Linked DNA regions of Homo sapiens: region 1 is linked to region 2. A link is a contact called in ENCODE Hi-C or POLR2A ChIA-PET data. All regions are on one chromosome and are shown on one strand. Each heading gives the region's core, a stretch centred on a gene start or an enhancer-like site at or near the end of the contact. The rest is flanking DNA. Distances are from core to core; before and after follow the strand shown. Region 1 overlaps KANSL1 (KAT8 regulatory NSL complex subunit 1). Region 2 overlaps KANSL1 (KAT8 regulatory NSL complex subunit 1).

What was found. A loop is a pair of places that touch in the nucleus more often than their neighbours do. ChIA-PET counts read pairs that join two places held with the same protein, here RNA polymerase II (POLR2A). Pooled maps may share reads with other maps.
Region 1: a loop to region 2 is called in a pooled map, with 2.4 times the contacts of the local background. The contact joins two enhancer-like sites. A Hi-C loop is called at or near these places in 3 of 168 maps with a recorded cell type or tissue (endothelial cell of hepatic sinusoid, head of caudate nucleus and pancreas), 2 of 37 single-sample maps with no recorded cell type and 7 of 50 pooled maps. POLR2A ChIA-PET finds 5 or more read pairs at or near these places in 7 of 52 experiments (Caco-2, GM12878, HEK293 and 4 more).

The regions. Positions count from the first base shown.
Region 1 is chr17:46,042,093-46,049,050 of GRCh38, forward strand. All of the region lies in intron 7 of KANSL1 (KAT8 regulatory NSL complex subunit 1), which reads right to left. Among named protein-coding and RNA genes, the nearest start is that of STH, 46 kb to the left of the region's middle. Within about 2 kb of position 2,404, at least 11 of the 41 ENCODE cell types and tissues checked have a DNase peak (open chromatin) inside an H3K27ac peak, as active enhancers do.
Region 2 is chr17:46,119,890-46,127,191 of GRCh38, forward strand. All of the region lies in intron 2 of KANSL1 (KAT8 regulatory NSL complex subunit 1), which reads right to left. Among named protein-coding and RNA genes, the nearest start is that of KANSL1, 70 kb to the right of the region's middle. Within about 2 kb of position 1,387, at least 3 of the 41 ENCODE cell types and tissues checked have a DNase peak (open chromatin) inside an H3K27ac peak, as active enhancers do.

The DNA.
Region 1 (6,958 bases), core at 1,154-3,653, 77 kb before region 2:
GAGACGGGGTTTCACTGTGTTAGCCAGGATGGTCTCGATCTCGACCTCGTGATCCACCTGCCTCGGCCTCCCAAAGTGCTGGGATTACAGGCGTGAGCCACTGCACCCGGCCTGTTTAATATATTTTCTAAAAGCTTATGGGGTTTTGGGTCCCATAGAGCACAGAGGATATGCTCAATCTGAACTGAGGATAAGAAGGCAGGGAAGAGACGTCTAAATTAACATTACTGAACCCATTATTATCTGCCAGGCACTGTGTGTTTATCATCATGCGTGTGCCACTTAATCTTTGTAACAGTTCCATGAGGCAAACACAATTATGCTTATTTTAAAGATAGGGAACAGGTGCAGAAAGGTACATTAACTATGTCCAAGGTTACATAGTTTAATGAGTAACAACCAACTTTCAAACTCAAGATTATACAACCCTAAAGCCCATACTCTTAGACAATATACCTTGAGGCTACTCACTGATCCAGAGGATGGAGAGGATTCTGTAGTAAAGTCAATTATTTCTCAAATTACTCCCAAGAAATAGACAGTACAAAATATTTTCCAAGCCAGTTCTGCAGAGTAAAAGAAATTTAGCCACTCCTGCCTATGGTATAGATGATGAATTTCATGACACTGAATGTTATGCCTTCGAGGACTGAATGTTAGGCCTTCCAGGACTGGAATAAAAATCTGAGTTGGGGAAAAAAAAAAAAAAAAAAAGCTAACATTCTCAGGGATGATTTTTCCCAGTGGGTAAGCACCCTCAGCTCCATGATTGCTGGGCTTTATGACAGTGAAACAAATTAGGAAAACTATTAAAGTTTTAATGAAAACAAACATTTGCTACCTGTCCAAGTGTAAAAACACAGTCTCTGAGGACAGTGCTGTCTTCTCAAACATTTTTCATAATCACTCTTTTCCACACTTAAAAACTCAGCTATACCAAATCCTAGGAAATAAAGCATTGTCTAGAAGCATTCGGCCCTGTAAAACAATCTGAAAGCTGGGCTGAGCTGGAATGTATAAAAGAGGCTCAAGAAAGGAGACGAGGTCACTTCTGCCCATCCCACAATACCCCTTTGTCAGCAGAAGAGTTACTCCCACTTGGCAAAGGCTGTGTATGTTTTGTATATATATGTAATGGAACTCCAAAAAACATAGATTTTATTTTTTCCTTTTATTTTCCCCCATCGTTCTCCCAAATCTGAAAATGAAGCCAGGAAAAAAAAAAGGGACAGGGATATGAGAGACCTGGTTATAGTGAAAACAGCAATGACTAGAAACAAGTAGGCCTGGATTCAGGTCCTGGTTCTATCTCGAGTAGAAGGAGAAAGCAAGAACAAATCATTCAGCTGGGCTTTAGTTCCACCTGTGAAATGAGGCAGTGGGGCTAGATCAGGGCTGGCAACATTCTAGCATTCATTCTCTAACCCTCCTGTTGTACTGGAGGTACAAACACAGCTGTCTTTCCTGTTGTACTGGAGACCTCAGATTCTTCCCAAACAATACATTAAATAACTCCAGACAGTTACTGTCAATTCATTTGAATAGGCACAAGAAAGGACATCTATTTGTTACTGCTAGATTATATGACTGCTATGAGTCTCTCAACTCTAAAATGTTTAGTCAATGACTCTTCAACTGGAACTCCACTCCTAAACCCTTCCCCTCAACTAAATGCTCTTAAGTGCAAGTTGGCACATTGTAGAACCCAAGTCATGGAACACTACCTTGTACTCTCCAGTTGACGTATTAAGCGGAATCAAGAGCGATTCCTCTTTAAACCCAGTATAAACAGTTTAAGGAACTCCAGCTGCTAGACTTTGTTAGAAGTTTGCTGTGTTGCCTTTTAATTGCTTCCATGTTAAGAGTGAACAGGAACCCAGTTAGATCCCCCAGTCAGTAAAAAAAAAAAAAAAAGATATCTTAGGAATTGCTGGTTGAGTTCATATACTAACTAGTAAGTGATAATACCTAGGTTCTGTGAAGAGTTAAAAATCTAAAATAGACTGGATACGGGACCTGAAAGTAAGCAAAAAAAGGGATATGAAATGGAAGAGAACACACCAGAGATCCATTCAGCTAGAGGTCTCCTACATTCCATACCCACATAGGTAAACTGCTATTTTCAGAGAAGAGGGTGCTGATCCTTATCAGGTAAATAACAGGAAAATAAGACGAATTACTAATGTCATCCTTAAGTTACTGTTTCCTCAAACAAAATGAAAGATGAATGAGAAGACCCTGACTTCAGGATGACTAGGGTCTGACATTCCACGATTCACCTGGCTGTCTGGCTCCTTACTTTCCACCATTTTCTCAGGCGCACTTTTTCCGGGTGTTTTGTAATGCTCACTTCTTCCTCCTGCTGGGAAGTTGCTGTAGCCTCATGTGCAGGGTTTGGCAAGCTCTCTCAAAATACCACAGATCTTCATGGCCAGCAGGTGGTGCTCTTATTAAGCCCCTTTTATAAAGTTAACAAGCTTTTCTCCAAGGTTATATATCCTCTACATTTCCAACTAAGGATTAACTGGATTTGATTACTTGAGGTGATAAAACAAAGCCCCCTTCCTGCTGGAATACTAACAGGTTATTATACCCTAGTCTCTCCACCTTCCACAGCCAGGCGTAGAGTTGGCTATAACACAGTCCCTCAATTTCTATCACCCACACACACTTAATGAGAGGGGCTGAGGTACAGTCAAGGTGCGAGGCACAACTCCAGGATGAAAAGCAGCAGTTGGTTGTTATTCTAACAAACTACACAAACTGGTTAGGAAACAGCACTAAAACTACTTAAAAAAATATCTGTCCTATGGGGCCAGAAAACAGCTAAGTATCACATTCAAACAATTTTCTGCCTTTATGTCTGGTATAAATGTAACTATATGGAATCAATGAATCAAAATCATTTTTAACCTTGTTATGAAAAAAAAAAAAGTTGGAAATCCTGCCACTTTAAAACATCTTCTAGAGAAGAGGTTGTAAGGGTGGCCCAGTAGTAAAATCTACCACACAAATGTTTGACCTACACAGTCGTATGCCAAGCTGCTAGCCTTCACTGTTATTTACTGCTATACAATGATGTACAGGGAATCCCAAGACTTCAGGGGGTGTGTTATTTACACGGGATATTATGTGAATGGTGCCCTTTGGAGTTGGCTATCTCTGCACCCATGGGAATCTTCTGATTTCCAAATGGACTGCATTCTGAATGTGGCAGTTGTTTGGGTCAAAGCAAAATTATTCCAACAGGAATAATATTAGACATGGTAATCAGGTCTTCAGGTCAACCAACTGAGGTGTAATTAATCTACAGGCAAATACAGTAGTTAATAGAGCCTACATGTAAAAATATATATATATCTCCACAGTCTCATAAGGAGAATTTAATGACCAACTTTTTCGTCCAAACCCCAGGGCCATAGCTAGAAGCTCTTCGTGTGTGTGTGAGACATAGACAGAAAAACAAATAGGATTAGATGCAGGAAAATAAAAACCATAAAGACCAGAAAAGGGGGAGTGTTCCCTATCTTTCTTTCCATTCCCCCTCATTGCTGCCTGTAGTTGCTCTGAATGATGGTGTGGGAGGTGTAAGGTATGCGGCAGGGCAGCATTCATGTCAGATCTATAGTGTCCTGCAGTCAGCAGGACAGAAAATGTTCAAGGGAAATGGAACCTCTTAGTAGAGATGCTGAATGATGGAACAGGAGCTGAGAGACACACAGTCTGGGTATATCTGAGGGTGGGGGAGGTTATTTGCAACTGTATGTGGTAATGCTGTTGACAAAGAAATGACTGTTCTGTTTAGCAGGTGATATCCAATGAGTGTGCTTAAGTGTCCGGGCTTCCTGTCCTTCTTCAAGTATGAGACTATACAATTCAACACAGTAATTCAGAGAGTAACCCAACAAACATTCCTAAGTCTTCCTAGTGGCGCTGTCTGTAGCCAGAATCCCAAAAAGGGTAAAAATCTGACTCCTCTTAATAATCTGTCTGGAAAGGAACTTGAAATATAGTAAAAGGAAGGACAGGCATCAGATAATCTGGGTCTGAACTGTGAAGGCATTCAAACCCATTAGCCATTTAGTTTTAGATAAGCCACAACCTTACCAAGCCTGTTCCTTGAGCACTAACACTGAAGTAACACCTTACAAAATTTCTGGGCCGGGCATGGTGGCTCATGCCTATAATCCCAGCACTTTAGGAAGCCAAGATGGGTAGATCGCTTGGGCCCAAGAGTTTGAGACCAGCATGGGCAACACGGGGAAACCTCTTCTCTACTAAAAATGCAAAAAATTAGCCAGGCATGGTGGTGTGCACCTGTAGTCCCAGCTACCCACTGAAGTGGGAGAATCACCTGATCCTGGGAGGCCGATGCTGCAATGAGCCAAAAACCACACCACTGCATTCTAGCCTGAGTGACAGAGTGAGACTCTGTCAAAAAAAAAAAAAAAAAAAAAAAAAAAAGCCAGGTGCGGTGGCTCATGCTTGTAATCCCAGCACTTTGGGAGGCCAAGACGGGTGGATCACGAGGTCAGGAGTTCAAGACCCTCCTGGCCAATATGGTGAAACCCCCATCTCTACTAAAAGTACAAAAATTAGCCGGGCGTGGTGGCGCGTGCCTGTAGTCCCAGCTACTCAGGAGGCTGAGGCAGGAGAATTGCTTGAACTTGGGAGGCGGAGGTTGCAGTGACCCGAGATTGCACGACTGCACTCCAGCCTGGGTGACAGAGCAAAACTGTCTCAAAAGTAAAAAAAAAAAAAAAAAAAGAATTTTGAAAGCAGCATATGAGACAAATATGAGAAGAGTACTACAAACTTTAAAATGCTATACAAATAGTAACTGCAGTTACATGGGCTACATAAATCCAATGGCAAGGGAAGGTAAAAGTCAGTGACTCTGGAATCTGAAGCACAGAGGAAAATGTTTTAGTGTTTTCCACTCATTGTGTTCAAGTTTATTTATTGCTCCACCAGCTCCTGACTATCCATGTGTTCCAGGTTTTCTGTTTCCTTTCTCTTACAAGAAATCACATGGCCACAGGAATATTACACCACATCCTTATCACAGCTAGGGGGTTTTGGTAACAAAAGCCAAAAATCCCGGTATCTACTGGATTTAGGTGGCCAGAAATGCAATCATTTGAAGAACAGATGCAGAACAGGGGATTATAGTTATCTAATGTTTGATCAACTGTCAATTAGAAGGATTCTCTCTAGGACAAGGGTTAGCAATGATTGTTTTTATAAATAAACTTTTGTTGCAACACAATCAGGTTCATTTGTTCACATATTGTCTATGGCTGCTTTTGTGCTACAATGACAGGGTTGAGCAGTTGTGACATGAACTGACATCAATTATATGGCCTGCAAAGCCTAAGATATTTACCATATGGCCCTTGAAGAAAAAGTTCAGGCCGGGCGTGGTGGTTTACACCTGTAATCCCAGCACTTTGAGAGGCCAAGATGGGTGGATCACTTGAGCTCAGTTCAAAACCAGCCTGGGCAATATAGCAAGACCCCATCTTTGTAGGGGGCGGGAGGCGGGGAAGCAGGTTGTGGTGGTGCACACTTGTAGTCCCAGATACTTAGGAGGCTGAAGTGGGAGGACTGTTTAGAGCCCAGGAAGTCAAGGTTGCAGTGAGCTGTGATCACTCCACTGAACTCCAGCTTAGGGCACCGAGCAAGACCCTGTATCTAAAAAATAAAAATTAAAAAAAAAAAAAAAACAAAAAAAAAACTTACAGACTACCTGGGAGATATTATGAAGAACAGCATGGAGCCCTTATCCTCAGGGAGATTACATCCCATCCCTTCCCCACTCCCCCCGCCACCAAGACAGGGTCTCACTACCGTTCCCCAGGCTGCAGTGCATTGGCTCAATCATGGCTCACTGCGGCCAAGACTTCCTGGGCTCAGCTGATCCTCCCACCTCAGCCTGCTGAGTAGCTGGGACGACAGGCGTGTGCCACCACGCCCAGTTAATTCTTGTGTTTTTAGTAGAGATAGGGTTTTGCCATGTTGCCCATGCTGGTCTCAAACTTCTGACCTCAGATGATGAACCCGCCACGGCCTCCAAAAGTGCCAGGATTACAGGTGTGAGCCACTGTGCCTGGTCCCTAAAATTTAAATAACAGAAAGCAAATACACAAACAGCCATAACATAATTCATTAACATATTGATAAAACACAATAGGGTAGGTGCAGTGGCTCCTGACTGTAATCCCAGCACTTTAGGGAGGCCGAGGCGGGTGGATCACCTGAGGTCAGGAGTTGGAGACCAGCCTGGCCAACATGGTAAAACCCCATCTCTACTAAAAATACAAAAAAATTAGCCAGGCGTGGTGGCATACGACTGTAGTCCCAGCTACTTGGGAGGCTGAGACAAAACTGCTTGAACCCAGGAGGTGGGGGCTGCAGTGAGCCAACATCACACCACTGCACTACAGCCTGGGCAACAAAAGCGAGACTCTGTCTCAAAACAAAACAACAACAAAAACAAAAACCCACCAGTGATTTGAGAGGAAATTCCTACCTTCTGTAGGCTGGGCACAGATCATGAGATTACGTGAAAATTCAATGAAACCAATCCAGATTATGAAAGCGCTGGCTTCCATCTAGAATAGTGGTTTCAAAATGTCTTTGCTCATGCACCCCCATTTGATATGTGATTTTTAAAAAATCATAATTTCAGATAGTTGTAAAGATTATATTTGAATACTACATAATGCTTTAAAAACATTTTTATCAAAACTTTGGCATGTAAATATATTTAGCTTCATTAATTGAAAAAAAAAACTTCTTTTAAACTTATTTAGCTAATCAGACTTTAGATATTAACTCAGTATTTATTCTAAGACAGACAAGGAATAGGACCATGTAACTGAGCTCAGACCCATCCCAGCCACTCGAAGAGTTAGAGGGAAATCTCTTAGTTGCAATCTTTTAGTGGTACCCTCTG
Region 2 (7,302 bases), core at 137-2,636:
AACGGTGCTCCTCACTCATTGCCTATGGGTCAAAGGCCAGCTTATTTAACATCAAATTCAATTTAAGACCTTACCTACCTCTTGGATCCATTTCTGTGGTTCCACAAACAGATTAAAAATTATACTTAAAACACACCAACACACATGCAGAGCTTTATTTCTGAAGAAGAAGAGAGAGGGGTGGAAAGGAAAAAACTTAAGAAACAATGTTCAATCTGAAAGTATCACTTCTAAGTGGAAGGCTACAAGGGATAATTAATAGCTACCAAAACTGAACACTGAAACATCACATCCCTCTTTCATGGAGCCATGTAAGTTAAAAAAGAATCTTAAACTGTTGAGGTATATCAACATAGACAAAATCTGAATGCCAAAGTGAGTTTCACTCTAGGATCAGGTTATCTGGCAGCTCCTGAAACAGGACAGTTTCAGGAACCCTGTACAAACCTCAGTGAAATGAAATAACTTCAAGCTGTTTGTTACAGGGGACTCTTGTGTCTTTTAGTCTAAGTAAAAGCAGCAATTTTCTACAATATATTTATATAAGCTGTGCATTTCCATGAAAGAAAGGAGGTCTACTGTGGATATATGCTTGGTATGAAATTATGTCAGAAACAAGTGGGAGCGAGGGGCAAGTCAACATGCTGTCACTAAATAAAAGACAGACCCCCAGAAATGACCTCAACAATCAAAGAAAACATGATAGTGTAAGTTAACATGATTAATTTTTTAAATTAATAGACTATATTTTAAAGTAATTTGAGGTTTAATGAACTGAGTAGACAGCAGAGTACCCATATACCCTCCCTTCCATTTCCTTTGCACATTTATTATACTTAATGAGCCAATACTTGCATATTCTTATTAACCAAAGTCCATTTACATCAAGGTTCGCTTTGTTTTGAATTTTGACAAATGTAAAACATGTACTTACCACGAAATTTTACAATATGCAATACCAAAAAATACAGCTAGATTCAAAGAGAGAATGTTTCAGCATCTCATTATCTTTATCACAGTAACATAAACTGAACTCCGATCTTCTCCCCTGCTCCCACCTAGTTTTCCCAGTCTTCCCATCTCAGTAAAGAGCAATACCTTCCATCCACTTGCTCAGACCAAAAATTCCTTCCTCTTTTATAACCCATACATCCAGCCCATCAGCAAATCCTACCTGCTCTAACTTCAAAATATATCCAGAATTGAACCTTAATTCTCACACTTTACCACCACCACTGGAACCCAAGACACCATTCTCTCACTAGGTTATTATAGTAGCCCCCTAACTCTTTTTTTTTTTTTTGCTTCTGTCCACAAACTAATCAGATCATGTCACTCCTCTACTCAAAGCAGGAACTGGCATTCTACCTTAGAGCAAGAGCTACAATCCTCACAACAGGCCTACTAGGTTCCACACAACCTGTCTCCACCTACCTCAGTTCCCTTTTCTGTCTATGACTTCACCTCCTGTGTCCTCTTCACCACTTGCTGTTGAAGCTACACTGGTTTGCTTGCCGGATTACTTCAGGCAGTCTCTGTCCTTAAAGTTTTGGCACTGGCTGTTCTTTTTGTCCAAAATATCTTCCACAAATGCTCACACAGCTGACTTCACATCCTGACACAAATATCACTTTCATAGTTAGGCCTTTTTCCCTGATGACCCTATTTATCACTGCATTGTTTTCCCCTGTACTCCTTATCCCTCTTACCTGCTTTATTTTTTTCTGCATAGCATTTGCTGCAACCAAATATATATTCTACTTTGTTATTTTATTGACCCCCCCACCCCACTAGAAAATAAATGCAGCAACTGAGGTTTCTGGCCTTAAAAAGCACTTAGTAATTATTTGTTGAATGAATAAACTATGGTGTACAGATTCTCCTCAACTTACAATGGGGGTTTTGTCCCAATAAACCCATCATAATTTGAAAATATCATAAGATGAAAATGCATTTAACGCACCTAACCTACTGAACATCAAAGCTTAGCTGGGCCTACCTTAACGTGCTCAGAACACATACATTATCCTACAGTTGGGCAAAATCATCTAACACAAAGCCTATTTTATAACAAAGCATGAATAACTCATTTACTGAAGACTGTACTGAAAGTGAAAACAACGGCTGTGGGTACTCAAAGTACAGTTTCCAGTTTTCACACGATAATAAAGTTGAAAAACCATAATTTGAACTATAGTAAGTTGGGGACCATCTGTCAAGGTTCCTAAAGGTGACATACAGGTGCTAGCAACTACAGTCTAAAAAAATAAAGCCCCAATTCTCAACAAATCAGTAACTGATTCTGGAAACACAGAAGTTCCTTTGACTCTCTTAAAGGCTTCAAGCCCCTCTATCAGAAAAAAATGTCTACAGTTTGAGGAGACTAGCCTGCTGCCTTCGGGATGTCCCCATCTGTTTTCTAGCCACTAACACAGCCACAAAGCATACCACACTTAGGAACAGATCTATGGGTAGGACACAAGCATATTTAGGCTGCTATCATAAAGATAAAGATGCATTCAGCCATAAATACTTAAACAAGTATTCATACTGGAAATATGAAACACTTTTAATCATATTCCTAACAAAAGTACCACGAGATTAACTGGCTGAGAAATAATGGGGGTGATCTCCTATCGACTACAAAAGTGGGTTAGAAACTGAAGTAATCTAACCTCATCAAGCAAGTAAAGCTTCACTTTACTGCACTTTGCAGATGCTGTTTTAAAAAAAAACAAATTCAATGTTTATGGCAACCCTGCATCAAGCAAGTCTATTAGCGTCATTCTTCCAACAGCGTGCACTCACTTCATGTCCATGTGACACATTTGGGTAATTCTCACAATATTTCAAATGTTTTCATTATCTGTTATGATGATCTGTGATCAGTGATCTCTGACACTGCCATTGTAATTTCTGGAGGTACCACGAACCGCACCCATAAAAGATGGAAAACTTAACTGATAAAAATGTGTGTTCTCACTACTCCACTGAATGGCCATTCCCCTGTCTCTCTCCCTCTCCTCTTGTTTCCCTATTCCCTGAAACACAACAATATTGAAATTAGGCCAATTAGTAACTCCTCAATGGCCTTTAAGTGTTCAAGTGGAAGAGTCTACAGCTCTCGCTTTAAATCAAAAGCTAGAAATAGACACTTGCGGATGTTTTCTGGTAAAATAGCTGAAAGAAAAGAATTTTTTTTAGAGACGGGGCGCAGTGGCTCATGCCTGTAATCCCAACACTTTGGGAGGCGGCGGCAGGCGGATCACCTGAGGTCAAGAGTTTGAGACCAGCCTGGCCAACATGGCGAAACCCCCTCTCTACTAAAAATACAAAAATTATGTGGGTGTGGCATTGCGCACTTGTAGTCCCAGCTACTCAGGAGGCTGAGGCAGGAGAATCACTTGAGCCCGGGAGGCAGAGGTTGCAGTGAGCCAAGATCGTGCCACCACACTCCAGCCTGGGCGGCAGAGCGAGACTCCATCTCAAAAAAGAAAAAGAATATATATTTTTTAAAAGCTAGAAGTGATTAAGCTTCTGAGAAAGGTATGTTGAAAGCCAACATAGGCTGAAAGTAAGGCCTCTTGTACCAGTTAGCAAACTTGTAAATGCAAAAGTTCTTGGAGAAAATTTAAAAAGTGCTACTCCAGTGAACACACAAATCGTAAGCAAGAGAAGCAGCTTTATTGCTGATATGGACAAAGTTTTAGTGGTCTGTATAGATCAAACCAGCCACAACATTCCATTAAACTGAAAGCCTAATCCAGAACAAGACCCTAATCCTCTTCAATTCCATGAAGACTGAGAGAGGTGAGGAAGCTGCAGAAGCAAAGTCTGAAGATGACGGAGGCTGCTTTACGAAGTTTAAGGAAATAAGCCATCTCCAATAACCTAAAAGTGCAAGGTGAAGCAACAAGTGCTGATGGAGAAGCTGTGGCAAGTTATCCAGAAGATCTAGCTAAGATCATCGATGAAGATGGCTCCATTAAACAACATGTCAGCAATGTAGAAAAAACAGCATTCTATTGGAAGACACAATCCAAAACTTTTGTGGCTAGAGAGTAGAAAGGAGAAATCCTGTCTTCAAAGAGAGGAGAATGCTTGACTTCAAAGCTTCAAAGGACAGCCTCTCTTGTTAGGAGCTAATGCAGCTGGTGATTTTAAGGTGAAGGCCAATGCTCCTTGACCATTCTGAAAATCTAAGGCCCTTAAGAATTACACTACATCAGCCAGGTGCAGTGGCTCATGCCTGTAATCCCAGCACTCTGGGAGGCCAAGGAGGGAGAACTGCTTGAGCCCAGTAGTTGGAGACCAGCCTGGGCAACACGGCAAGACCCCGTCTCTATAAAATAAAATAAAAACAAATTATGCTACATTTACTCTGCCTATGCTCTATAAATGAAACAACAAAGCCAGGATGTCAGAACATCTGTTGACAGCATGTTTTACTGAATATTTTAAGTCCACCATTGAGACCTCATGCTCAGAAAGATTCCTTTCAAAATACTGCTGCTCACTGACAATGCACCATTGCCGGAGAGGTCTGAAAGAGATGTACAAGGATATAAATCCTGTTATCATGCCTGTTAACACAACATCCATTGTGCAGCCCACAGATCAAGCAATAATTTCCACTTCTAAGCCTTATAATTTAAAAAATACATTCTGTAAGGCTATAGCTGCCATAGATAGTGATTCTTCTGATGAATCTGGGCAAAGTAAATTGAAAATTATTCTGGAAAGGATTCACCATTCTATTGAGTCACTCATGATTCATGGGAGGAGTTCAAAATATCAACCCCAACAGGAGTTTGGAAGAAGTTGACTCCGACTCTCATGGATAATCGAGAGGTTCAAGACATTGCTCGAAAAAGTAACTGCAGATGTGAAAAACACAGCAAGATAACCAGAATTAGAAATAGAGCCTGAAGATGTGACTGAACTGCAATCTCGTGATAAAACTGAAACAGATGCAAAGTTAAGTTGACTCTGACTCTCATGGATAACTGAGAGGTTCAAGACACAGGTCGAAAAAGTAACTGCAGATGAGGAAGAAACAGCAAGATAACTAGAATTAGAAATCGAGAATTAGAAGGAAAGAAAGGGAAGGAAAGAAAGGGAAGGGAAGGGAAGGGAGGGGAGGTAGGGAGGGAGGGAGGAGGGAGGGAGGAGGGAGGGAGGAGGGAGGGAGGGAGAGAGGGAGGGAGGGAGAGAGGGAGGGAGGGAGGGAGGGAAAGAAATTGCCACAGCTTCCCTAACCTTCAGCAGCCACTACCCTGGCTAGTCAGCAGCCATCAACATGGAGATAGGACCTTCCACCAGCAAAAAAGATTATGACTCACTTCATGAAGGCTCAGGTGATCGCTGGTATTTCTTTTAGCAATAAATATTTTAAAATTAAGGTAGTCCACTATTTATTATGACATAAGCCTACTGCATACTTAACAGACTACAGTATAGTGTAAATGTAACTTTTATATGCAATAGGAAACAGAAAAAGCCCATGTCTCTCACTTTAGTGTGATATTCACTTTATTGCAGTACTGTGGTCATCTGGAAATGAACCTGTGATATCTCTGAGGTATGGCTGTATTTTCATACAAATAAAGGCACTCCCCCTAAATCTAGAGTCTAGATCCCAAATACATCTGTCCATATAGGGGGTACCACTCCCAAGACCAAAGGGGTGTATGGCTCCTATCTCCAGCCGTACCAAATCATATATACAGTGTAATATCTGGTTACTCTTTATTCAGGACAGCTACATTCAAAGGAAACATAAAATGGGCAGAATAAGGACTCCTTGCTCATTAACAAAACAAAGCCAACTCTTATGTCAGAGTACCCTTTTGATCAATTAGTGTGATTATGTTCACTAGTAACAGATTCTACCATCATTGTTGTCCATTTCATTTCCATTCTCAAGCTTTAAAACCCCAAAAGGACAGAAAGAGATACTACAGGCTAGTATTAGTAATACTAAAAATAGTTACCTCTTATTGAAACCTGAAGGGCCTGGTACTTGACATATATCATTTTCTAATCTTTATATGAACTCAATAAAGCAAATATTGTTATTTCAACACTATTACATATTAGAGACTGAGCAATCTGGACAAAGTCACACAGCTTATCAGTACCAGTAGGAATTCAAACTCAGGTCTGACTCAACAGTCTGCATTCTTAAATATACCTCAATAAAGCTGTTGAAAAAGTAAAAGTCGGCCGGGCACAGTGTAATCCCAGCACACCTCAATAAAGCTGCTGAAAAAGTAAAAGTCGGCCGGGCACAGTGTAATCCCAGCACTTTGGGAGGCCGAGTCAGGCGGATCACCTGAGGTCAGGAGTTCGAGACCAGCCTGGCCAACGTGGTGAAATCTGGTCTCTACTAAAAATACAAAAATTAGCTGGGCGTGGTGATGGGCGCCTGTAATCCCAGCTACTCGGGAAGCTGAGACAGGAGAATCACTCGAACCCAGGAGGCGGAGGTTGCAGTGAGTCGAGATCGCGCCATTGCACTCCAGCCTGGGTGACAAGAGTAACTACGTCTCAAAAAAAAAGTAAAAGTCTCCATCTTTCCACTAGACCACACTGCTTTTCTCAATCTTTATGACAAACATGTAAGGCATATTGGGTTCTGGATAATATGTCAAGGAGATATACTATTTTGGAATATTTTGGCAAATAAAGGGGGGCTTTAAAACATGAAATTTTTTTTTCTTAATAAGAACTGTAATCTATTTCCCCAACTTCATTATTAAGTGAGTTTTAGGCCTAGGTCTTCCAGAACAGTTTCCTCCAAAACATACAGTGTAATATCTGGTTACTCTTTATGTGTGCATAAGAAATGTCACTGTGACAAATGTTATAAAGAAAAAATTTGATTACCCTAAAAACAAATACATAAACAGCCCGCAAGTTTAGCTCCTAAAGTAGGAAAGAATAATGTGAAAATGTTTCTGGCTGTACCACTCAACAAAAATTTGCCCGCCAATAAGGAATCCTTTCTTCAAAAATTGGTCATGATCATTAGCCAAACTGTAACCAGTAACATCCAGCTGGATTATGGAGCTAATAAAGAACAACAGAGGGGATCCACAGGAAATTCAACAGGTAATTTACAACTGGCTCTCTCATCAGACTGGCAGACTGGGTCTAATCCAAGGTCAGATGACATGGGGGATTATGGAAGCCAATAACAATCATATTTAAATAAATGTCCTTTACAGAACATCACCACTTTCCTCATAAAAAGTTCAAAGGACTATTTTCACCCCTCACAATTACAGTAAGGATAAGAAG